Regions from separate parts of the Homo sapiens genome. Here region 2 is linked to region 1. A link is a loop called in an ENCODE intact Hi-C map of the cell type or tissue named here. Cell type or tissue: pancreas. All regions are shown on one strand. Each heading gives the region's core, and the rest is flanking DNA. Links, peaks and the distances in the headings are about the cores only.

Region 1 (12,985 bases), core at 2,190-10,189:
CTGAATTGAATCAATAGAGAGAGTTTGGAGATTTCTAAGAGCAGAAAGAATTGCCTTAAAGTTACACCTATTTTGTTGGAATAGCAAATAAGCACATGGAAAATGCTCTATATCATTAGTCATTAAGGGAATATATGAGAAAATCACAATATGAAAGCACTACGCATTCCCTATGGTGACTAAAATGTTAAAACTGACAATACCAAGTGCTTATGATGTTGTGGAACAACTGGAACTCTCATACCATATTGCCAGGAATGCAAAATGGTATAACCACTTTGGAAAATAGTTCGGCAGTTTTTTCCTAATAAAATTAAACATATATCTTTTATAGTACCCGGAAATCCCACCCTAGGTATTTATATAAGATAAACGAAAAAAATATGTCCACTCAAGGATGTATATGTGAATTTTCACAGTAGCTCAGTTAACAATAGCCAAAACTGGAAACAACACAAATGTCCTTCAACTGGTGAATGAATCAGCAAATTGTGATATGCCCATTTATTGGAATACTACTCAGCAATAAAAGGGAACAAACTACCGACACAACAGCGTAGATGAATCTCAAATACATTATACTAAGTAAACTATTCCCGATTCAAGACCACATAGTAATGATTCCATTCAAATGAAGTTTTAGAAAACACAAAATTAAAAGGACAGAAAGTAGAGACCAGGAGTGGACAGAACAGACGAACTGCAAGGGAATATAAACAAACTTTGTGGCACAATGGAAATGTTAGACAGGGTCTTGCTCTGTTGTCCAGGCTGGAGTGCAGTGACACAATCATAGCTCACTACAGCCTCCAACTCCTGGGTCCAAGCAATCTTCAGCCTCCTGGGTCCAAGCAATCCTCAGCCTCCTGAGTAGCTGAGATTACAGGTGCAAACTATCATGCTCAGCTCTATGATGGAAATATTCTAAAATGGCTTTGCAGTGGTAGTTACAGGACTGTATATGTTTGTCAAACTCATTGAACTTTATATTTAAATGGGTATATGTAAATTATACTTCAATAAAGCTTTCAAAAGCTTTATTTCAAAAGCTTTATTTATATATTTCAAAAAATATATATATCTATTTACTCTTTCATCTGAATGGCTTTTTGAGGTAGTGAATATTCTGTCCTTGGAAAATTCCAAAGACAAGCCAAACGGGTATCTGTCAAGCATGTTGTAGGGGGCATTCCTGAGTTGGGCGCAAGCCCAGAATAGATGGTCTTTAGAGGTTATGGAATTTAGGGTTATGGAATTTAGGCTTAAAGTCAGTATTATGCACAGTAGAAAGAACAATGGTCCAGGAGTCAAGAGTCATTCATTAAGTCATTCATTCATTTACTGGTTCATTGTTTACTAAACACCTATCATGTGCCTGACATGGCTCAATGATGCTGAGTTAAGCTGGTTTGAGGTGGGTTTCTATGCAATCACATCTGAAATATCCTAACCAATAGAAGCCCAGAACTAGGTATTAAACTGGGGGATACTGACTATAAGCACCAAAGGTGGAGGTCAATGAGAGGCTTGAGGAGTCAGGGAGACCACCCACTTACCTCCACTGCCACAGCCCTGGTCCAGGCTGTCACCTCCTCTCACCTGGACAATTACAGCAGCCTCCTCACTGCTCTCCCTGAGTCTACTCTAACTGCCTTGGGTCCATTCTGTACACAACAAACAAAGGGTTTCTGTGGCCACCTGAAATCCAGATATGACCCCATTGTGCTCCTGCCTAAAAATTCTTCCATGGTGTCTCCTTGCCCCAGATTTAAGTCCAGATTCCTCAACATAAGCTCAAAGAACCTTTAGTGACATAGCTCTGGATTGAAAGAAGATCAGCTAGGGAAGTGCTGTGGCGTCCCTGCAGGCCAGAGTAGGGAGAAGGAGCAGGAAAGGATGAAATGGAGAGATGTTTAGGAAGCAAAACCACCTCATTCTGGCCCTGGCTGTACAACCCAAGCCTGTTTCCCAGATCACCCAGCCACAAGTTAGGTGATGTCAAAGGTCTCTTTCAGTTCCAGGTTATACAGTTATGCTTTTTGGTATGTTACCTGGGCTGCCCCTCTATCTCTTGTCTCTCTGTATGTCCCTATCACTCAACAAACACCTGTAAGAAAATTGCTATCTACAGATATGAGTCACAGATTATAACTGGCTTAATCTGCAGGAGGCTTCACAGCCCATCCTGCTAACATGATTCTCTTCCCAGAGGATCCCAAGGGTCATGTTACTGACCTGAAGTACAAAAGAAAACCTAGTGAGTGTCCTTTGAAATGGAGAAGAGGGAATATACTTATAACCATTGATAGTCTCCTGGACAATGATCGTTCTCTGGACTCTAGCAAAAGGGAGGTAGTGGAAGAAGGAATGGCCCAGTCTTTCAGATCTTTCAGATGCTGGGGGTCCAAGGCACTGAAAACACTACTTGTTTCCTTCTAATCCAGTAGAAACGTCACTGAACTGGCCATAAATTGATGGGCCACTCAGTCTTGGCTTGATCTTGACAATGACACTTGACCCTAGCTCAATTTCTTTACCAACCAGTCAAATGCAATAAGGACAGCTCAAGCTCATCCAACAGTTCACGTTATTTTCAAGTTCACAAGCAGTACATATTGATTAAAGAAAAGTTTAAAGCATGAATTCACAAAAAGGAAAAAATATTTCTTCAACTCACCATCCAGACATGAGCAGATGTTTTTCTATTTTAACCAAAATGGGATGCAATTACCCATCCCCTTCTGTACCCAATTATTTTCCTTAACAATATATTGTGAGCATCTTTCCACGTCATTAAACTCTTCTACATTATCATACTCAGATGTGACTGGATGCCCATGGTATTCTCCAATTGAAGCCAGTCTTCTATATTTCATTTCACCTCCTAAAAACACACATGCAATTCCAAAAACACTGCCAGACACTGTATATTTTACTGAAGACTTTGTGGGACATGGAGGAGACAGTCATACAGCCCAGCATCCAACAAACACCCTCAAACATCCCACTTGACAGCTCTTGATAGTTTAACTTTCTTGCTCTCTCCTTAGTCTCTCAACCCTAGCTCTTCTAGTCCACTTTTCTACCCCATGCACCAAAACAACAGCCAGGTGGATGCCTCTTGGCAGTTAATTTTTCTTTGTTCATTCGTTTCTTTGATAAATACTGAGCACCTACCATATGACGAGCATTGTTTTGGGTGCTGAGGGGTTCCCCATTCAACAAAAGGAGAAAACCTTGGCTTTCATGGACCTAATTCTTCATTGCTTGTGATTCCACTGAAGGAAGTTTCATAATTTATTTAATAGTCCCCTATTTTGGGATGTCTATCTATGCTTTTTCCATTTCCCTACATCTCCATGATAAACAATACTGAGGTGAACATCTTTGGCTTGCAATTTTCAATTTTCAAATATCTTTTCCCTTAACAGATCTTTCTTTTTATTGTTTTTGAGACTGAGTCTCGCTCTGTTGCCCAGGCTGGAGTGCAGTGGTGCAATCTCAACTCACTGCAACCTCTGCCTCCCGGGTTCAAGCGATTCTCCTGCCTCAGACTCCCAAGTAGCTGGGACTACAGGTGTGGGACACCAGGTCCAGCTAATTTTTGTATTTTTAGTAGAGATGGGGTTTCACCATGTTGGCCAGGCTAGTCTAGACCTCCTGACCTCTGGTGATCCACCCACCTCGGCCTCCCAAAGTGCTGGGATTACAGGCATGAGCCACCGTGCCCAGCCAGATCTTGCTTTTCTCATTATGATCTTGAGAGATTTTACTGAAAAAAAAAAGGCAAGGAAGGGCTAAGAAAAAACAAGTAATTTCCCCAAGATTACATATTTGGTTATTTGGTAGCAGATAAAAAGCACCTTTTCAGGAGGAAAACATGAATCCATACCACCTGGAGTCAGATGACCTTTGAGCCCCTTTCTCATGAACAGTAGCAGCTGGCGTTGACAGAGCATTCACTGTGTGCCACCAACCCCCACCTGTACCATCCCATTTAATCCTCTTATACTGTCATCCCCATTCCACAGATGAGCACATGGACAGCAAGTGACAGAAGGGCTTGGAGCCAGGTGGGTCTGATACCAAAGCCCATGCTCTGAAGTACTCCTCTACCCTGCCTCACTACTCTGTGAGTGTCTGATTCCACCAGCAGCACATTTGTCTTACAGTCTTAAAAACTGCATAGGAATTTGTTAATGCTTCTAACAAATACCTTTTCTATGCAGGCCAGTTGTTATTACTTTAAGCGGTTTTTACCATAAGTCTCAACAATAAATGTCACTCCCTCTCTGTGACATTTTTACATTTTATAATCTCATGTGCTATTACATTTGATTCTCACATAAATGCTCATAATTCAAGGCTCGACCAAAAACCTATTTCTCCAAGAAAACCTCTCCAAATGCCCCCCTGAAGGTTCCTATTCCTCAGCCTTTGAGGCCGCCATACTGCAGTTTTTCCAGGCTGTACTGTTATTCTCTGTCCCTGGGAGTAGCAACTAGACCTTACTCATTCCCAGTGCGAGGAACTATGCCTGGCTCACAACAGGTATTTTATAAAAGTCTGTGAGTGAAGCAGCACCATTAGGCACTTTGTAGATTCTTGGAAGGAAAATGAGAATTAGAAATCAGGGGCCTTCACCCCAGCACCACCACCACACCTACTTCGAGCTCAGCTATTTCAGGTAGTTTGAGTCCTGTCTGGTGCTTTATTGCTAAAAATGGATGGATGAGTGGATAGATGGGAGGAAGGGAGGGAGAGTGGAAAGAAATGAAAGAAGGCAGTGAGAGAAGAGAGGAGGTAAGGGAAGGTGAACAGATAGACGGAAGTAAAGAAGGACAGATGGATGAAAGGATGGAGAATAGGATGAATAACTGAATTAAAAAAAGGAAGGAAGAAAAGAAGCAAGGAAGAAGGGAAGAAAGGAAAGAAGGAAGGAAGAAGGAAAGGACAAATGAATGGATACAAAGGAAGAAAAGTATAAATAAATGATTGGATGGAAAAAGGATAGTAAAAGTATGGGAAGGAGGGAAGAAGAGAGAAGAAAGAAGGAGGAAACAAGGAGAAAAGGAGAGAAGGAAGAAAACATCAGCTTGGTTGAATAGCAGATTCAGGGCTGGTTTATCTAGAACCACACTTCAAGAATCACATGTCCCTAAGAGGATCAGGTAAGAAAGCCCTTCTTCACCAAGATTTTACATTCCAAGCCTTAACCAATATTTCATATGTTAGATTCATCCAGAGCTCAGAGGAGTACAGAGTTTGTTCTTATAAGAAGAATTACATTTGTCTAGATAGTCAAACTCGATAGTTAGGACTCCAAAACTAAACCTCTAAGGAACAAGCAAATTAATCTGTAAAGATGTATTGGCTGGGCACAGTGGCTCACGCTTGTAATCCCAGCATTTGGGGAGGCCCAGACAGGTGGATCACTTTGAGCCCAGGAATTTGAGACCAGCCTGGGCAACATAGTGATACCCCCTAATCTCTATAAAAATAAATAAATAAACAAGAAAGGAGCATTTATTTTCTAATGCATTGAAGAGACAAAATTATGAGGCACAGAAGATTAACAAGGAAACAGAAGTTTTGAACACCACTATAAACCTGCTAGACCTCAAAAACATCTACAGACCACTCCAATCAACAAAAGTATAGTATACATTCTCATCTAATGTACATGAAACTTTCTCTAGGATAGACCATATACTAGGTCATAAAACAAATTTGAATAAATTTGAAAGGATTGAAATCATATATAGTATGTTCTCTAATAACAATGGAGTGAAATTAGAAATCAATGACAGAAATAAATTTGGGAAATTCACAAATATGTGGAAATTAAACAACACACTCCTAAAGAATCATTGAATTAAAAAAAATTCCAAGGCAAATTAGGAAAATCTTTTCAATGAATAAAAATGAAGACAAAATATATCAAAACACTTGGGATACAGCCAAATCAGTGCTTAGAGGGAAATTTACACCTACATTACAAAAAAGAAGAAAGATCTCTAATCAATAATCTTAAGACTGGAAAAAAAGCAGAGTAAACTAAACCTAGAACAAGCAGAAGAAATGAAATAATAAAGTTTAGAGCCAAAATTAATGAAATAGATGATAGAAAAATATCAAGAAAATCAAGGAAATTAAAAGTTGGTTATTCAACAAGATTAACAAAATTGACAAACCTTAATCTAGATGGATCAAGAAAAAAAGAGAGAAGATTCAAATTGTTAAAATCAGGAATGAAAAAGGGGGGATTATTACAGACCTTATATAAATAAAATGGATTATAAAGGATTACTATAAACAACTGTATGCCAACAAGTTAGATAATTTACATGAAATGGACAAATTCCTGGAAAGCCATAAAGTAGTAAAACTGTTTCAGGAAGAAATAGAACATCTGAATGACTTGAAACAAGTAAAAAGACGGAATTAGTAATCAAAAAACTACCCACAGAGAAAAGACCAGGACCAGAATTCACTAGTACATTCTACCAAATTTTTGAAGAATTCCTCACAAACTTCCAAAAAATAGAAGAGGAGGAAACACTTCCCACCTTATCCTGTGAAGCCAGTATTACTATGATACAAAAATCAGACCAAAACATCACACAAAAAGCACAGATCAATTTCATTTATGAATGTAGACAGAAAAATCTCAACAAAATACTAGTAAGCAGAACACAGCAATTTATCAGAAGAATTAGACACCATGACCAACTGGTAAATGTCCCAGAAATGCAAGATTAACATCTGAAATGTCAATTAATGTAATACACTTTGTCAATACAATAAAGGACAAAAACCACATGATCATTTCAATAGACGCGGAAAAAGCATTTGACAAAATTCAACACTTCTTCATAATAATAATAATAAAACTCAACAAAATAGGAATAGAAGGGAATATCCTTAACCTAGTAGAGGGCATCTATAAAAAGCCCACAACTAAATCATACTCAATGGTGAAAGACCAAGTGCTTCCCCCAAGACCAGGAACAAGATGATACCTATTCCCCCCTTTTCTATTCAACATTGTACTTGAGTTTCCTGCCGGGGCAATTAGGCAAGAAAATAAAATAAAAGGCACCCAGAATGGAAAGGAAGAGATAAAGCTATCTCTACTTAATTCACGTTTCGGACCAGTATCTCTTTGTCATGGTGGACATGAATTAATTCATTACAGCACACTTACTAATTGCCTTAAGAGATGCGACGTTTTGCACTGCGGACATAGAGATGAACCAACCAGTTGTGGGGCCTGCCCTTAAGCAGCTTCTAGACAGCTTGGGGAGATGAGGCCAACCAACATCTGTAAAATAAGGTGGAAAGTGACCAGAGTTACGTGCGGGCCCAGACGAGGAGAGTCTATTGGAGCTCAGAGGAAAGTTGAGGGGGTCACTTCTAGATAGGGCTGGATCAAGGGAGGCTTCTAGAGTTGGAGCATCAGAGCTGGGCCTTAAATGTTGGAGAGGATTTCATTAAGTTAACAGCATAACAAGAGCAAGGTTGCTCTTCCTAAAGGCCCACAGCATATTCAAGCACCAGGAACCCCAGAGTAGCTGCAGTGGGTAGTGAGTGAGGGAGAGCTGGGAGATGGTCTGTACAGGTGAACTGAAGCCTAGAATACCACACTAAGCGCTGAGGCTTCCGGCTGGAGTGAGGAAGCCTTGCATGGTGTTTGAGCACAGAGGAGACCTGGGCAGACACCACTGGGATAGGCATAGTCCTATGCTTCCTTCAAAAACTTGCTAGATGATAACATCTTCCGGAAAGCTTAATAAAATGGAGATCCCAGGCTCGGGTACAGGAAATGTCGATTGAGTCATTCTGGGAAGTGGTGTTGGGTGGCTGGGTGATGATAGCAGAGGGATAAGTCTGGTTTTGATCTGTGTTTCTCATATCAGGGCTGACCAAGCCTCACCTCATTCGGTCTAAGTCCTCTGTCCACTATGCGTGAAAACTTACGTCCTTCCGCTGTGTCGGGGGAGGGGTGGGAGATAAACAGAGCACCGGGATATTTCTGTGGTGTGATGCATAGGTGGGTCAATGGGGAAATGGCTCCTACCCTTGGTGACCCTAACCCCAGTGAACCCAGCCCAACACTCATGGGACGGTGGTCATTCCCTCTCTCCCTCCAGCCTTGTGGGTGCTGGAGAGAGGCAGCCTGGCCAACTGGGATGAACTTTGGCTTAGTGTTATCACTTTTCCTGAGAAACCCAAAGTGGCCAAGCAATTCAAAGGTCTTTTATGACCAGGAGAACAAAAGTCAGCCCCAGCCATTAGTTATTGATTACTCTTTGCCACACCTTGAGCAAGATCTTTGACCAGGTTTCACAGAGAGTGAAACTGAGGTCTCAGGGTTATTCCAACAGGCGGCTGTGATGCCAAGATGTCTTATCAAACTCTTAGGCAGGCGTGTTCCGAGAGAGAAGCCGTCTGAATTCACATCCACTAACGTTGTGTGTGCTGGAGTCAGGGAGAGAGACTCAATGCCCTGTACTCAGAAGACAGAGTTACACTTAACGCCAGGAGTCTTCTTCTCCTGCAGGAGTGTTGATGGCAATCTATATCAAGAACTTTAGAAAGGCCTGGGACCAGTAGCCGTGGCTCTCACGCATAATCCCAGCACTTTGGGAGGGCAAGGTGAGGGGACCGCTAGAGACCACCCCGGAGAGCTTAGTGAGACCATCTCTCTACAAAAAAAACCATAAAAATAAAAAAGGCCAGGCATGCTGGCTCATGCCTATAATCCCAGCACTTCGAGGGGCTGAGGTAGGCAGATCGCTTGAGGTCAGGAGTTCGAGACCAGCCTCACCAACATGGTGAAACCCCGTCTCTACTAAAAATGCAAAATCAGCTGGGTGTGGTGGCAGGCGCCTGTAGTCCCAGCTACTCAGGAGGCTGAGGCAGGAGAATCACTTGAACCCGGGAGGCAGAGGTTGTAATGAGCCGAGATCGCACCATTGCACTCCAGCCTGGGTGACAGAGGAAGATTGTCTTAAAAAAAAAGAAAGAAAAAGAAAGAAAGAAAAAAGGCCTATACCCTTTGGTTCAGCAACTCCATGTCCAGGAATCTCTTGAAAGAAATTAATCCTCTCTATGGATGAGGCTCTAGACACAGAGGTGTTCAACATTGGATTATTCACCCTAGCTGAAAAGCAAAATTCAACTTCGTCCATGCTAGCAATAGATGAATTGCTAATATTTGTTGAATGTGGCTGTTGGCAAAGCATTTTACCTGCACTATTTCATTAAATCCTTACAGGAGCTCGGTAGGATAGATACTGGTATTGTCCTCATTTTGCAGATAAGAAAACTGGGGCACAGAGAGGTTAACACACCCCAAATTACAGAGCTAGTAGCACATCAGAGCCAGCACTTAATAGCAACATAAAAAAAAAAAGCTTCTAGTTGGGCATGGTGGCTCATGCCTGTAATCCCAGCACTTTGGGAGGCTGAAGTGGGCAGAGCACTTGAGCTCAGGAGTTCAAGACCAGCCTGAGCAACATGGCAAAATCCTGTCTCTACAAAAAAGTACAAAAATTCGCTGGGTGTGGTGGCATGCACCTGTGGTCCCAGCTACTCAGGAGGCTGAGGTGGGAGGATCACCTGAGCCTGGGAGGCAGAGGTTGCAGTGAGCCGAAATCTTGCAATTCAGCCTGGGCAATGGAAGTGAAACCCTGTCTCAAAAAAAAAAAAAAAAAAAAAAAAAAAGCTTCTGTTGATATGGTTTTTATTTAAAAAAAAAAAAGATCATTGATGTATGGACTAATCACAATATTAAGCAATGATAACAAAAATGACTCTGATATTTATTTTTAAAGACTTCAAAGAAATACTCCAAAATACTAGAGATCCTCTCAAGGTACTGGGTGTATGTGTTTTGTGACATTTTTGGTAGCAGAGAGGGAGGGGTTGTTTCTACTTTTTGCTACTTTTCACAGTGATATATTTTCATAATTCAGGGGAGAAAATGAACTTATGGGGTTTTTAAAAACACAAATTAAAAATAAGATGGTTCTTAAATGGATATATTTCAGGTAATAGGGTAGCTACTGGAGACAGTAAGAACCTTGCTGGAGCTGCCCCCAGCAGACCTTGGAAATGTTTCTGACTGGCCCACTTTAATCTGACTTAGCATCACCTCAGACGTGCGGGGACAGCAGAGAAGAGAAGCCAGGATGGGGAAAGGCTCAGAAAACGAGTCCCAGGAGAAAAGCTCCAAACTCTTAGTCCCACATCATGTGAGTGGCCCCAGGGGGGTTTTCCAATGGCATGTCTGGGCCCAAGGCAGATGGGAGAGCCTGTGTCTGCCTCTGTCCTCTGCAGAGCGGAGATGGGCAGATGAACATCAATGTCCCTCCAGTGACGGCCACACCAGTGGGGACAGGGAGGGTAGTCCAGGGGCTGGCCCACTTCTCAATCTCCATCAGGTTCCCCCAGCACCTGCTGCCCCCTTCTTCAAAGTAATGTTTGTTCAATCTAACATAAAAGCATGAAGAAAAAATTCTTTTAAAACTTTGTCTACCATACGCTATCAAAGTTGGCTTATAGGGCAAACATAGCTTCAAAACAGCCCCCATGCCCCTCCTTGAAAAATATCCAGAAGCACCCTGCCCCCCATCCCGTCCTAGTTCTCCACAGGGAGTCCTGAGGGTTGGTGGCTTGGCAGTCTGTGCAGGCCACGTGAAGACAGCTGGACTGGCAGGGCCCAGGGTCTGGGCCAAGGAGGCTGCAGAGATCAGGGCCAGAGGCAAAGGGTCCAGGGCTCCATGGAGGTCAAGGTCAGGCCAATGCGGCTTCACCAGCTGCCTAAAACCCATGGCTTTATGTTTAAAGACTCAGCTAATTACAGACATTTTCCAACATGAAATAATAGATAGCACTGTAGAAAATTTAGGGGAAAGGAAACCAACAGAGAAGTTTTTTTTAAAAAAAGACCATTTTTCTGATACCTTTATTTCATTTTAAAATACATTTTATTATAAATATATTTTCCTTTTGAAAGAAAACTGGAAGGAGGAGTGTTCTGTTTTTACTTTAAACATTTCTGTCTTACTTGAGTGTGTTAAGTAATATCTGCCTTTTATGCACTGTTAAATAATATCTGTTGTTATAAAAATTTGGTAAATACAAAAATAGGGCGGAAACCAAACAAATTTTTTGTTTTGGAAATTTTGTTTTTGTGACATAAAGAAAGTGCTCAGAGGAAAAAAATATCTGTCTTTGAAAGTACATGCATACAGCTGGGCGCAGTGGCTCACGCCTGTAATACCAGCACTTTGGGAGGCTGAGGCGGGCAGATTGCTTGAGCTCAGGAGTTTGAGACCAGCCTGGGCAACATGGTGAAACCCCATCTTTACTAAAAATACAAAAATTAGCCTGGTGCGGTGGCATGCGCCTGTAATCCCATCTACTCTGGAGGCTGAGGCAGGAGATTTGCTTGAACCTGGGAGGCGGAGGTTGCAGTGAGCCAAGATTGTGCCACTGCACTCCAGCCTGGGCAACAGAGGCGACTCCATCAGAAAAAAAAAAAAAAAAAAGTATATACATACTACCAAATACAAAAGATACAGAGATGGAGAGATGGGTAGATGGGTATATACAGTGAAATGTCTGTTTCCTTCTCTTTCTCTCCTGTCTAATCACCAGTTGCCCTCCCTGGGGAAAACCATTCTTGCTGTTTTTCAGCCATTTTGGTAGAGGGTATCTTTACATTTGCAAATGCATACGCATACACATTTTTTGGGATGGAGAGACAGGATCCTGTTCTATCACCCAGGCTGGAGTGCAGTGGCATGATCCTGACTTACTGCAGCCTAGACCTCCTGAGTTCAAATGATCCTCCTGCCTCTTCCCTGCAAGCAGCTAGGACTATAGGAATGCACCACCACACACTGCTAATTCTGTATTTTTATTTTTTGTAGAGGCAGGATCTTGCTATGTAGCCCAGGCTGGTTTAGAACTCCTATCCTCAAGCAATCCTCTTTCCTTGGCCTCCCAAAGTGTTAAGATTTCAGGCGTGAGCGACCAAGCCTGGCCGGCATGCACTCTTTAGTAATTACGACTGTATGTGCAGGAGCGTGTGTGTGTATGTGTTTGAGTGTATAATTACACTAATTGTCACACTCTGTCCTAAATCTTGCTCTTTATACAATATATCTTAGGGATCTTCCCATAGGATATGTAAAGAGTTCTGTTGGTTGCTGACCTCAATCCTATTAACCTAAAAGGTCCTTCTTGGTGTCTAACCAGAAACCCATACAACCCCCAGCCTGACACTAGCAAGGCCTGCACCTCCAAAGTAATGAGAGAGATGAGGGAGTTGTGGGGGGTGGGTTCAAGGACTCCCTTTTTTTCTTCCTTCCGCTCTCTCCTTCCCTCTCCTTCCTTCCCTCCCTCCCTTCCTTCCTCCCTCCTTTCCTTCCTTCCTTCCGTCTTTTCTTCCTCCCTTCCGTCTTGCTTCTTGCCTTCTAAAGTGAAAACAGTTCACTATGGCTTTTATTCACTCTGATTACTAATGCAAAACATGCTTCTCATAAAGTATTCATATAGTATAAAAAGAAAAATAGGAGAGTGAAAGTCACTCCTACTGTTATCCAGAAATAATCACTGTTAACATTTTATTGTTCATCCTTCCAATTATTTTTCTGGAATACCCACAACAATTTTTCACCATTTTAACCATTTCAACCATTTCGAAGTGTACAGTTCAGTGGCATTTAGTGCATTCTCAATGCTGAACAATCATCACCACTATATAATTTCAGAATAATTTCATCACCCCAGATGGAAATCCCACATCCACTGAAGAGTCACTCTCCATTCCCCTCTCCCGACAGCCCCTGGCAACCACGAATCTGCTTTCTAGCTCCATGGATCTGCCTATGCTGGGTATTTCACATCAGTGGAACCATACAATATGTGATCTTTTGTGTCTCACTTCTTTCACTTAGCATAATTTTTTTTT
Region 2 (12,985 bases), core at 1,712-9,711, 48 kb after region 1:
CTCCCAAAGTGTTGGGATTACAGGTGTGAGCCACTGAGCCTGGCCTCTTTTTTAAAAAAATTATTATTATACCTATTCCAATAGGTATGAAGCAGCATCTCATAGTGGTATGCGGGAGGATGTGGCAGGGGTGGGTGGATAGGGGTGTGTGTGTGTGTGTGTGTTTAACCAAATATATTCTTTTTTTTTCTTTTTTTGAGGTGGAGTCTTGCTCTTGTTGCCCAGGCTGGAGTGCAATGGCACGATCTCAGCTCACCGCAACCTCCACCTCCCAGGTTCAAGCAATTCTCCTGCCTCAGCCTCCCGAGTAGCTGGGATTACAGGCATGTACTACACGCCCGGGTAATTTTGTATTTTTAGTAGACACGGGGTTTCTTCATGTTGGTCAGGCTGGTCTTGAACTCCCGACCTCGGGTGATCTGCCCGCCTTGGCCTCCCAAAATTCTGGGGTTACAGGCATGAGCCACTGCGCCAGGTTTTTTTGTTTGTTTTTGTTTTTTAGACAGAGTCTCACTCTGTCGCCCAGGTTGGAGTACAGTGGTGTGATCTTTGGCTCACTGCAACCTCTGCCTCCCAGGTTCAAGTGATTCCTGTGCCTCAGCCTCCTGAGTAGCTGCGATTACAGGCGCACACCACCACGCCCCGCTAATTTTTTGTATTTCTTTTAGTAGAGATGGGGTTTCACCATGTTGCCCAGGCTGGTCTCAAACTCCTGAGCTCAGGAGCAATCCGCCCGCCTCGGCCTCCCAAAGTGCTAGGATTACAGGTGTGGGTCACCGTGCCTGACCTAAGAGTTCTTCTGAGAGTTCTGAGAGTTGCTTTTTAAAATGTATATATCTTGGAAATTTGTTTGTGTCATTATATGGGGATCTTCTTTGTGCTTGTTAAATGCTGCAAAGTGCCAGAGCATGAATATAGCCCAGTTTAGCCATTCCCTAATGAATGCTATCTTGGCTATCTCCAAAAAATACATACAACACACAACACACCAATGAACATTCTTGTTTTGCTTCCTTGTGAATAGAGCAAGCATTTCTTGAAGATAGTCTTAGAAGTGGAATTGCTGAATTAAAGAGTTATGTACTTAAAAATTTAGGGGGGGTTTATAATCTATCCTCTGAAAAAGCTGTGCCAGTTTACACTCTACCAGTAGTGTATGAAAGTGCTCATTTCACTACATCTATGCCAGCCCCGGATATTAACCCTTTCATTGGTGGCAAAAAGTATTTTGTCTTAATTTGCATTTCCCTGATCAATGTGAGGCTGAGTACGGGGCCATGCCCCCACCCATGGCACTCCTCCTTGGCACTAGGGTGTTGCCCCTTCACTTCCGTGTCTTCCATGGTCCCCAGCACAAAGCTGAATGTAGTAGGCACTGATCAATATTGATGGAGTCAGGGCACTGTGATTTTTGCAGCCTATCTGATGAAAATATGGTCTGAGACTCTACAAAATTCTGCAGTGTCTTGTTAGTCCTCCAAGATTTAATTGCAACTGTTAGACCTTCTGTCTGAGCTGTATGGTCTTTTAAGCCTTGAAAAAAAAATTAGGAACCCTCGACTGGTCTAGGGAGTAATTCTTTAGTAATCAGCAGACTGACTATGACACCTGGTCAGGATGGACCATAATAGTATTTCAAAATAGGTCCTAGGATCCCAGGACCTATTTCTGGGTCCTAGGATCCCAGAAAGCAGAACTGCTGGAAACTTCCTGATAGCATTATCCAAATGGATGATCCAGAAATGAAAAAGACCTTAGGGGTCAATTAAAGCCCTTCCGTTGTACGGAAAGGAAGACTGAGATCCCAGCTAGGGAGGCCCCAGCTAGAGAAATGACCTGTTCCAGGTCATGTAACTAAGTAGGAGTGGGGCTGTGAGTGCAGCCCAGGTTCTGATCTCAGGCTAGTGCTCTTTCTTTAAAATGTGTGGAGGCTGGACGTGGTGGCTCACACCTGTAACCCCACCACTTTGGGAGGCCGAGGTGGGTGGATCACGAGGTCAGGAGATTGAGACCATCCTGGCTAGTATGGTGAAACCCCATCTCTACTAAAAATACAAAAAATTAGCCAGGCGTGGTGGCGGGCGCCTGTAGTCCCAGCTACTCAGGAGGCTGAGGCAGGAGAATGGTGTGAACCCAGGAGGTGGAGCTTGCAGTGAGCCGAGATTGGGCCACTGCACTCCAGCCTGGGCGACAGAGCGAGACTCCGTCTCCAAAAACAAACAAACAAAAAATGTGTGGAATCAGAGGAGTCACCTCTAAACTCCTCCGCAAGCCCCTCTACTCCTAACTAGAGAGCATGACTTTTCCCAGAAGGCAACATGGAGCAGGAATAAAGGTTTTCAAAACAGCCCAGGATTCAAATCCTAGCTCAGCCACCAGGGTCTATTTAATGTACCCTCTGATCCTCATTGTCTTCCTCTTTGATATTTAATATTACCTACTTCACAGGATTATATCCCTATTTAAGATTACCTACCTCACAGGGTCATGTGGGTTTAAATAAGATAAATACTTTGTCTGATATATACTTGCAGTAAGCACTCAGTCATGGCTATTATTTTTTTCCTCTAGTTCTCCTCCTCTTGGCTGAATCAGCTGTGTGGGTATAAAGATTGATTTGCCATAAGGTAGGAAATTCCAGGTTCAAATTCCACAAAGTTCAGTGGATTATATGTCCCTGGCTTTGTCTCTTCATTTGCCTTGGCTTGAGTTGCTATCTTCCAAGTCGTTCCTTTAATAAACCGTCGTTCTCAGCAGAGGGACCATCCACTTCCTTGTTTATCGCCACTTCATAAGTTAGAAATAGTTGAGAACAAGAGTTTGGTTGAGCTCAGTTGTTCTTTCAAGCTGGGCTTCCATTAGAATCACTTGGGGCAACATTTTTAAAAGCATCAGGTCAGCGTGTTGGCTCACGCCTGTAATCCCAATGCCTTAGGAGGCCAGGCAGGAGGATTGCTTGAAGCAGGAGTTTGAGACTAGCCCAGGTAGTCTACAAAATTAAAAAATAAAAAAATTAGCCTGGCATGGTGGCATGCACCTGTGGTCCCAGCTACTCAGGACGCTGAGGGGGGAGGATCGCTTGAGCCCAGGAGTTTGAGCTATGATTGCACCACTGTACTCCAGCCTGGGCGATAGAGGGAGACTTTGTCTCAAAAAACAAAAACAAAAACAAAAACAAAAACAAAAAACCAAACAAAAAACACTAATGACTGGAACTGGTCCCCTCCCTTTTCCTGATAAAATTCGTTGAGAGAGTAGGGCCCACTCTCAACCCAGGTGATTCTGATGGAAGCAGGGGCAAGATCCACTGGTTTCAAACTTTAGCATGCATCAGAATTGCCTGTAGGGCTTGACCTGTGAATTTGCATTTCTAACAAGCTCCCATATGATGATAGTGATGAGGCTGCTGCCAATCTGGGGAGCACACTTCACTGACACAGATGGACATGAACCTGAGTGGACCTCTATGGGCTCTTTCCTTCCCAACATCCTGTCCCCAGCTGGTAGCAGCTCCTGATGTGCCTTTGGAGAACTGCCCCTCCTTAACCCTTAGACCGAAACATATAAATGACACTCACCCACCTCCTAACTTCAGAGACAGACACATGGGCTAGGTCTGGCCAATCAATACAATCTATACCCTGGCTCCACTGAGTGACCAGGTCAGCGATGGGCATGTCACTTCATATAGTCCAGTGACAGTCAACACTGGGACTTCTGCTGGAGCCCTTGGGAAAAGGTGTTAAGGTGGCAAGGTGTGAACCTGACGCTGCTGGTGGCCACGCTGCCTTTGTCTAGGAAGAGCCTGCCTGAAGGCAAAACAGGCAAAGGAAAACAGAAGAGACTAAGAGAGACCGAGTTTTGATGACAGCCTTTTATTCCCAGGATCCAGCCAAGCCTGAGTCTAGATCTAAATTTTTCAGGTGCATGAGCCAACACATTCCTTCTTTACTTAAGCCAGTTGGAGGTGGATTTTTCTCATATGCAGCTCAGAGATCGCTGACAATGTGGGACATCTCCAGCGCCTTTTCACCCAGAGACTGCGATTCCAGCTTCTCCCCTGGATGCTGCTTCCATCAGGCAATGACCTTCAACAAGGCCCCAGAACTGAGCAGCAGAACTCTGAAAGGTCACTTAGTCCCATCCCCTCCTTGTTTATATGGGAAGACCCAGGGCCCAAGAGAGGCAAGGACTTGCCTGGAGTCATGCATACAACAAAGCCAACTGTGATATCAGCCCTGGCTCTGTCAATAAATACACCCATACCAGAGGGGTGATAACAGCAGAGGCAGTGCCAGAATACCAGTCAAGTCTCCTTCTCAAGGACAGTCCCTGCAGGGACAGGGGCTCACTTCTTTAGCATGAAAAAGGGTCTTATTGACCTTTTCTCAATGCCTCAGTTTCTCTAATTACAATTAAAGAAACACACTCATATATGTTGTTACTCTTAATCATCAATGGAGTGTATAGACATGGCAAAAAAAATTTTCAAGGGACACAGATGAACAAAAAGGGAAAATGAAACACTCCAATAATCTCAGCACCCTGGCTAACACTGCTAACATTTTGGAGTTTTGCATATTCCCTCTCTCTCTCTCTCTGTGTAGATTTGCCTTGGGCAAGGGACCCAAACTACCCTCCTGAAGAATGAATTGGGTCACATTGTTTTTTGTTTTTTGAGACACAGTCTCTCACTCTGTCACCCAGGCTCCAGTGCAGTGGCACAATCTCCACTCACTGCAACCTCCACCTCCCAGGTTCAAGCGATTCTCCTGCCTCAGCCTCCTGAGTAGCTGGGATTACAGGCGCACCACCACGCCCAGCTAAGTTTTGTATTTTTAGTAGAGATGGGTTTCACCATGTTGGCCAGGCTGGTCTTGAACTCCTGACCTCAAGTAATCCGCCTGCCTTGGCCTCCCAAAGTGCTGGGATTACAAGCATGAGCCACCACGGCCAGCCCAAAATGTACATCTTAAAGGTGAGAAAGGAAGAGACTTCTTTGATTCTCTGGGGTTTGTCAGACAGGGTTCTGCAAGCACCAGAAACTAAAGAGAAGGGGTATTGTTTTTGTTTGAAGACCAATGGAAATTTACAAAATTGTTGAAAGACTAGAAGAGCAGACGCAGGTTAGCAGAAATTAAGGAAACTCTGAAGGGCCAAGAAGCAGGAAGCAGGAAAAGCAGTCACTGCCTTGAACAGGGACATAGGTCAGGATGCTGTAAATGGCCCCTCCACAACTGCTATTGCTACAAAGACAATGGCCAGAAACCATTCCCCTCTCCTTGCATAGTCAAAGTCCTGGGAAATAGCATCTTAAATAATGCATTTCCCACTGATTTGCCCAGAAGGTGAGGAGAGGAAGGATCTGACTCCTTTGCCTTCAATTGGAGGAGGCTAGCGGTGGGAGGCAGGAGCCAAGAATGACCCCTTTCCCAAGGCAGTGGGGAGAGGAGACACTTTCCCTTAATGGAACTGGGGTGTTTACTGGAGGAGGAACGGTCCTGTACAGTCCCAAACCAAGAACTGCCCACTAGTGCAGCCTAGAAAGAGCAAGAGCTTGGGAGGCTGCTGCTTCTAGGAAGAGTTTGTAACTGAGCCTGGAAACTGGTCCCAACCTAGCTACCCTAGCGCACTGTTGGTAAATGTGTAAACAATTGTGTTTGAGCGTGTATATAAATAAAAGAGCTGTAACACTAGATGTTCAGTGTGTAATGGAGTGACCATAGCTATGTGGGAGATGTCTTTTCCCTTTCCCAAAGCCCCCGGAGTAACAAATGGAGAACCAGCCAAATGGAGCATGCCTGGATCAATAAAGCGGGTTTCTATAGTGGGGAGTATAGACTGCACCTGGGCCTGGGCCTGCAGGTGTTATCTTCCAGGCGCTTACAGACATGGTCTCAGGGGACTGCCTCTAGGCAACAGAGTAGCTTCTTTTCAACAGTGCCCTCATGTGGCAGTGCCAGAAACTGCAGGGCACCTAATGAGGCTTCCTAGGTTTTTGTCCTTCAGGATATGGGAACTAGCAGTGCCCCTTTGGACTAAGTAAGTAACTATCCTAGACAACCTAAGAGGGAGGGTCTCAACTAGGGAAGAGAGTCGTTTTCAGAAAAGGTGGGCCAGATGTGGCAGGTCAAGCCTGTAATCCCACCAACTCAGGAGGCTGTGGTGGGAGGCTGAGGCGGGAGGACCACTTGAGGCCAGGAGTTCAAGATGAACCTGGGCAACATAGTAAGCCTCACATCTCTAATAAATAAATAATAATAATTAAAATAAAGAAGAGGTGGGAGAGACGCTCAAGTCATTAAATTTTAGGAATAAAAAATCATGGGGCAAAGCATCCTTCTATGTGGAAACCGATTCACCAAAATTGTTTGGGTGCCAGTCTTCTACTGACGGCCCTTGAATCCATCTCACAGTTTTCCATCATGCTTGACCATGGGAATATCATGCACCTGCTTGTCCACTGCCTTGCTCAAGTTCAAATATACTAGGTCACTGTTACTTCCTTATTAAAGAGGGAGTTTAGGGACTCAGTAATTGAAGGGAAGAGGGTAAACAAAACCTCTGCCCTTCAGCGTCTGCTTTGATCCTGGACATGGTTTGTAGGAGACTCCCACTGCACTGGAAGTCGGTAGTCTTGATCCTTGGTCCCAACTTGGCCATTAACCTGCTGCGCAATCTTGAGCAAGTTGCTGGAGCTCTCTGAGCTCCTCATCCCTCCTCAGGCAAAGAACCTCTGCATTGCCCACACCAGGGGCCTGCTTTGAATGAAGTTAAGGCTGTAAAAACCTAGAGAGGACAAAGTAGGTAAGTATTAACAATAAATAATGTGGGGAGACTTTTTACTGCAATAATGCCTTTTCTGTGTCTGCAGAGTTGGAGAATGAAATACGGTTCCGGGCCAGAAAAAAACAGCTCTTAAAGGATCTCTTTCTGGGTGTGTGGTGTGTGTGTGGTGTGGTGTGTGTGTGTGTGGTGTGGTGTGTGTGTGTGTGGTGTGGTGTGCATGTGTGGTGTGTGTGTGGGGTGTGGTGTGTGTGTATGGGAGTATGGTGTGTGTGTGGAGTGTGTGGGATGTGTGTGTGTGGTGTGTGGTGTGTGTGGGGTGTGTGTGGTGTGTGTGTGGTGTGTGGTGTGTGTGGTGTGTGGTGTGGTGTGTATGTGTGGTGTGTGTGGTGTGTGTGGGGGGGTGTGTGTGGCGTGGTGTGTGGTGTGTGTGGTGTGTGTGGTGTGTGTGTGGGGTGTGTGTGGTGTGTGTGGTGTGTGTGTGGTGTGTGGTGTGGTGTGTGGTGGTGTGCATGTGTGGTGTGTGTGGTGTGTGTGTGGGGGGTGTGTGTGGTTGGTGTGTGTGGGGTGTGTGGTGTGTGTGGTGTGTGTGTGGTGTGTGTGTGGTGTGTGGTTTGTGTGTGTGTGTGGTGTGTGTGTGTGGTGTGTGTGTGAGGTGTGTGTGTGGTGTGTGTGTGGTGTGTGTGAGGTGTGTGCGGTGTGTGTGAGGTGTGTGTGGTGTGTGTGTGGTGTGTGTGTGAGGTGTGTGTGTGGTGTGTGTGGTGTGTGTGAGGTGTGTGTGGTGTGTGTGAGGTGTGTGTGTGGTGTGTGTGGTGTGTGTGTGAGGTGTGTGTGTGGTGTGTGGTGTGTGTGTGGTGTGTGGTGTGTGTGGTATGTGTGTGGTGTGTGTGCAGGTGTGTGTGTGCAGTGTGTGTGTGCGGTGTGTGGTGTGTGTGTGGTGTGGTGTGTGGTGTGTGTGGTGTGTGTGGTGTGCGTGGTGTGTGTGGTGTGCGTGTGGTGTGTGTGTGTGGTGTGTGGTGTGTGTGGTGTGGTGTGTGTGTGTGAGGTGTGTGGTGTGTGTGGTGTGTGGTGTGTGTGTGGTGTGTGTGTGGTGTGTGGCGTGTGTGTGGTGTGTGGTGTGTGTGGTGTGCGTGTGGTGTGTGTGGCCTCTTTGTCACCGTCTCTTCTGCTTATTCTCTCTCTCCTCTCTCCCCTTCTGTTTCTCTGTCTCTTCCCCTCCCTCACTTTTCCCCAACCTTTTCCCAGACTTGGCTGGACCAGAGCTGAAGTGTTTCACGGGTGGCAGCTCAGGGCCCTTTTAAACCAGGTCTTCCCTTCCTTAATGGCTGTGGTTGGCAAGAATGGACCAAGTCAAGATGGCCTCTGGGTTTTTCTGGGGCTCTGATTCCAGACTTGGAAAGCAGAGCGTTTCAGCTGCTTACAAATCCCAGGAGGGTGTGACAATGGGACCATGGTGGCAGAACAGAGCAGAGAGGCCCCTGGTTACTGCACTCAGTTCTCGGGGTTGCAGGGGGCAGGGGGAGGATAGGGGAAGGGAGGGGAGGTTCTGCCAGCTCTTGGTGGACTGTTGGCTTCAGGCCGAGTTAGGCTGTGCTGAAACCCCCAGCTCAGCCCTGCTTCCTGCCCCCCTGCACCAGCACTCCTGCCCCTGCAGGAGACAAGACAAACCTGGTTGCAAATCCCAACTCCCCAACCTGCTCATTAGGTAACCTTGGGTAAGTCATAGCCTCTTGAAATTTCACGTCTTTATCTGGAGATGGAGATAATAAGGAGGTGAGCTATAAGGAGCAGGTGAGGGCAGTCGCACAGCACAAAGCAGAGTGAGCAAAGTAGAGCCTGCAGGCCAAATCCGGCTGCCACCTGTTTTCATATGACCTGTGAACTAAAAATGGACTCTATATTTTTTAATAGTTGGGGGGAAAATCAAAAGAAGGGTACAGTTTTATGACACTGAAGATGATACGAATTTCAGATTTCAGTGGCCATAAATACAGCATTATTGCATACAGTCACACCTATTCACTTATGTATTATCTATGGCTGCTTTGCACTACAGCGACTGAGTTGTGATCAATTGTTCATGACACTTAATGTCTAAAATAGTAACTGGCCCTTTACAGAAAAAGTTTACCAACCCTTGGCACAGGTTTAAGAATGCAGACTACTTGGGTTCAAGTTACCATTCTGTCACTTACTAATTTTGTGACATTGGGAAGGCCATGTAATCTATATGTGCCTCAATGTCTTCTTCTGTCAAATGAGGATAACAACTCTTACTGAGTTGTTTTGAGGACTAAATGAGTTAACATTCGTAAAGCACCGGACCAATGTCTGCACACAGAAAGTAAATACATAGATGAGATCATGTATATGGAGTATATGAAGAATTAAGCATGTATCTGTTGATTTGGATTTGGTTGGAAGAAAACCAGAAGGAATAGTGGCTTTGTCTCTGGTACTGTTCCGGGCAACATTTTCTTTTGTCAGACACTTGCAGGAAGACCTCAGTTGTGAGATAGAGGAAGGCCCTGAGGATGCAGGTGGAGGAGAGTAAATGAGGGAGGACAGAACTGGATTCCTAGAGGCTCTGTCAAGAACAAATGCACTGACTATACTAGAGGATGATTTGAACGAATGCACTGACTATACTAGAGGATGATTTGAACAAATCCACTGACTACACTAGAGCATGATTTGGAGGGGTTAACCCAAGTATGTTAATATGTAGTTTGCTTTTCTGTTTTGTTTTGGGTTTGTTTGTTGTTTTTGTTTTGCTGCTATTAAAGAGAAAAGAATGAGAGCTAATTTTTGACTTACAGAGTCTTGAAAAGGAGTTGAAGGTGGAGGCAGTTCTCTCAAGGTGAGACTTGAGGGGACTGGGGAGACATGACTTAGTGGCAGCATTTGTGACATTCATTTAAATGCAACTCATGTCCAGTCAATGGTGGCCAAAAAAAAGTGCATGATGTGCTGCCACCAAAGTGAATGCAATCTCAGGCTGCGTTAACAGAAGTAGGTCTTGTGGAAAGAGGGAGGTGATGTCTTTCCCTTTTCTCTAGCTAGCCCATGGCCTACCCTGAGCAACTTGAGGGATGTGGACACGCTTGATGGCATCTCCAGACCTTCTCATTGGTTGCATTGGGTTTTTCCCCACCCTCACCATCTGTGACCCTTAGGAGCAGTTAATAAATGCCAGCAGCTCCTGTCTTCCAAATATCTATGTAGAACTCACCCAACTCTCCCCTGGACAATGTATGCCTAGAGAATGGGTCTTACTTCAAGTCAAAAATTCTACTTTATCAGCAGCTACAAAAACATTAACCTGATCCCTAGAGGCAGAGTTTAGCCCATTTGGAAACTCCTGTAATCACCCGGTCTCAGGAGATCCATGATCCTTCAGTGGTCTCAGAGACTGGGGGGGCCCACCTTAGACTTGTCCAGGCTCCTCACGATGTGGCTCCAGCCTAATTTCCCAATCTCACCTCCCATTACTCCCCTTTACATATACTTGTCTCAGCCAAAGGAGACCTGTTTAGCTTTTTCAAAAACACATGCTATATTAGTTACCTTTGGGTTGCAAAGGGGCAGAATGCCAATGTCCACTGGGTTGACCAAGAATGGGATTGGCTCATGTGACTGAAATATACAGGATTTTCTAGCCTCAGACCCAGTTGGATCCAGCAGCTTAGGATTTCTCTATCTCTATCACTTGTGTTAATTTCATTCTCAGACCAATATCCCCCCAGGAAGCTACAAAATAATTGCTGAAAACTCCAGATTCAAATCTGGCAGCTAGTGGAAATAAAACTTCTCTCCCACAAGACTATGAGCCCAAGACCTAGGAACTGACTCTCATGGAACAGATTGGGGCTATTGTCTATCTCAGATCAAGTCCCATGGCAAGAGACATTGAACACAATAATTGAACAGGCCTAAGTCACATGCCTCAGGAGGCAGGGGAGGAGACCCCATAAGATTTGGGGGTCATGTCTGGAACTGCAGCAGCAATGTGTAACCAAAAAGAGAGTCAGCCTGAGAGCCAGTTGACACCTGAGAAGGGCAGAGCAGAGAAATGGAAAGAACCTGAGCCCTTGACTATGGCATTGGGCCAGTGAATTAACTAACCCTGGGCCATCCTACTTTGGGATTTATGAGTGTAGTATAAGAAATTTTCTCTTATTGTTTTGGCCAGTAGCACTGGGGTCCTCTCTAACTCGTAGCCATAGCACTAAGTGACTCAGACAGACTCATTGATTGAGAGTCCCGGAAGAGAGATGACATTTTCAATACCAGCTATATATATATAAATATATAAATATATTTATATATCTATAATATATAAATATATATATATGTTTATATATCATCTATAATATATAAATATATAAATATATTTATATATCTCTATAATATATAAATATATAAATATATTTATATATATCTATAATATATATAAATATATTTATATATATCTATAATATATAAATCTATAAATATATTTATATATATCTATAATATATAAATCTATAAATATATTTATATATATCTATAATATATAAATCTATAAATATATTTATATATATCTATAATATATAAATCTATAAATATATTTATATATATCTATAATATATAAATCTATAAATATATTTATATATATCTATAATATATAAATCTATAAATATATTTATATATATCTATAATATATAAATATATAAATATATTTATATATATCAATAAATATAAATATATAAATATATTTATATATATCTATAATATATAAATATATAAATATATTTATATATCTATAATATATAAATATATAAATATATTTATATATATCTATAATATATAAATATATAAATATATTTATATATATCTATAATATATAAATATATAAATATATTTATATATCTATAATATATAAATATATAAATATATTTATATATATCTATAATATATAAATATATAAATTTATATATATCTATAATATATAAATATATAAATATATATCTATCATATATAAATATACAAATATATATCTATCATATATAAATATACAAATATATTTATATATATCTATCATATATAAATATACAAATATATTTATATATATCTATCATATATAAATATACAAATATATTTATATATATCTATCATATATAATATATAAATGTATTTATATATAAATATATAATATATTATATATTATAGATAATATATGTATTATCTATAATTATATAATATAATTATATATAATATGTAATGTATTATATGTTATATATTTAAGACATATATAATATATTATATTAATTAATATATTTATTATATAATATATTATATTAATATATTTATTATATAATTAATATATTTATTATATTAATATGTAATATATTATACTATATAATAAATATATATAATATATTTATTAATATATTATATAATAATATATAATATTATATAAAATATATAATATATAATACATAATATATTATATATTATGTATTATATATTATATTGTTTTAATTATATTAATATAATTATATATTAATATGTAATATAATTATTATATAATATAAATCTTATATAATATTTATATTATATTATATAAATATTATAAATATTATATATTATATAATTTATAAATATCAAATATTATATATTATATTAATATTATAAATATTATGTTATATAATATATCATATAATATATATTATATTAATATAAATATTATATGTTATATATTATATATTATATTAATATTATACATATTATATATTATATAATATTAATTATATAACATAATTATAATAATTATAATATAATATATTATATAATATATAATATATAACATATAATATTATATCTTATATAATATATAATATATAAGATATATATTATATAATATAATATATATTATATATATTATACAATATATATAATATATAATATTATATTTATATTTAAGACAGAGTCTTGCTCTGTCACCCAGGCTGGAGTGTAGTGGCGTGATCTTGGCTTACTGCAACTTATAATATTTATATTATATTATATAAATATTATAAATATTATATATTATATAATTTATAAATATCAAATATTATATATTATATTAATATTATAAATATTATATATTATATAATTTATAAATATCAAATATTATATATTATATTAATATTATAAATATTATGTTATATAATAT

The links. Peaks named below come from ENCODE experiments on the same cell type or tissue, not always from the same donor. Only the 100,000 strongest peaks of a DNase experiment are listed, where the experiment ranks them.
Region 2: it touches region 1 in a loop (2.0-fold over the local background); 4 of 110 quality-filtered maps call a loop at or near these places.

Annotation. Positions count from the first base shown.
Region 1 is chr5:149,698,284-149,711,268 of GRCh38, reverse strand. It overlaps LOC105378224 (a long non-coding RNA gene), which reads right to left and starts at 8,152. Exons shown (of 3, transcript XR_944405.3): 1 at 7,937-8,152; 2 at 7,208-7,324. In pancreas, for the core only: no CTCF peak of the experiment used is centred there; no DNase peak of the experiment used is centred there.
Region 2 is chr5:149,649,739-149,662,723 of GRCh38, reverse strand. No RefSeq gene overlaps it. Among named protein-coding and RNA genes, the nearest start is that of PPARGC1B, 74 kb to the left of the region's middle. RefSeq lists an enhancer at 6,376-6,545. In pancreas, for the core only: a CTCF peak has its summit at 5,964 (motif pointing left); no DNase peak of the experiment used is centred there; H3K27ac peaks cover 276 bases.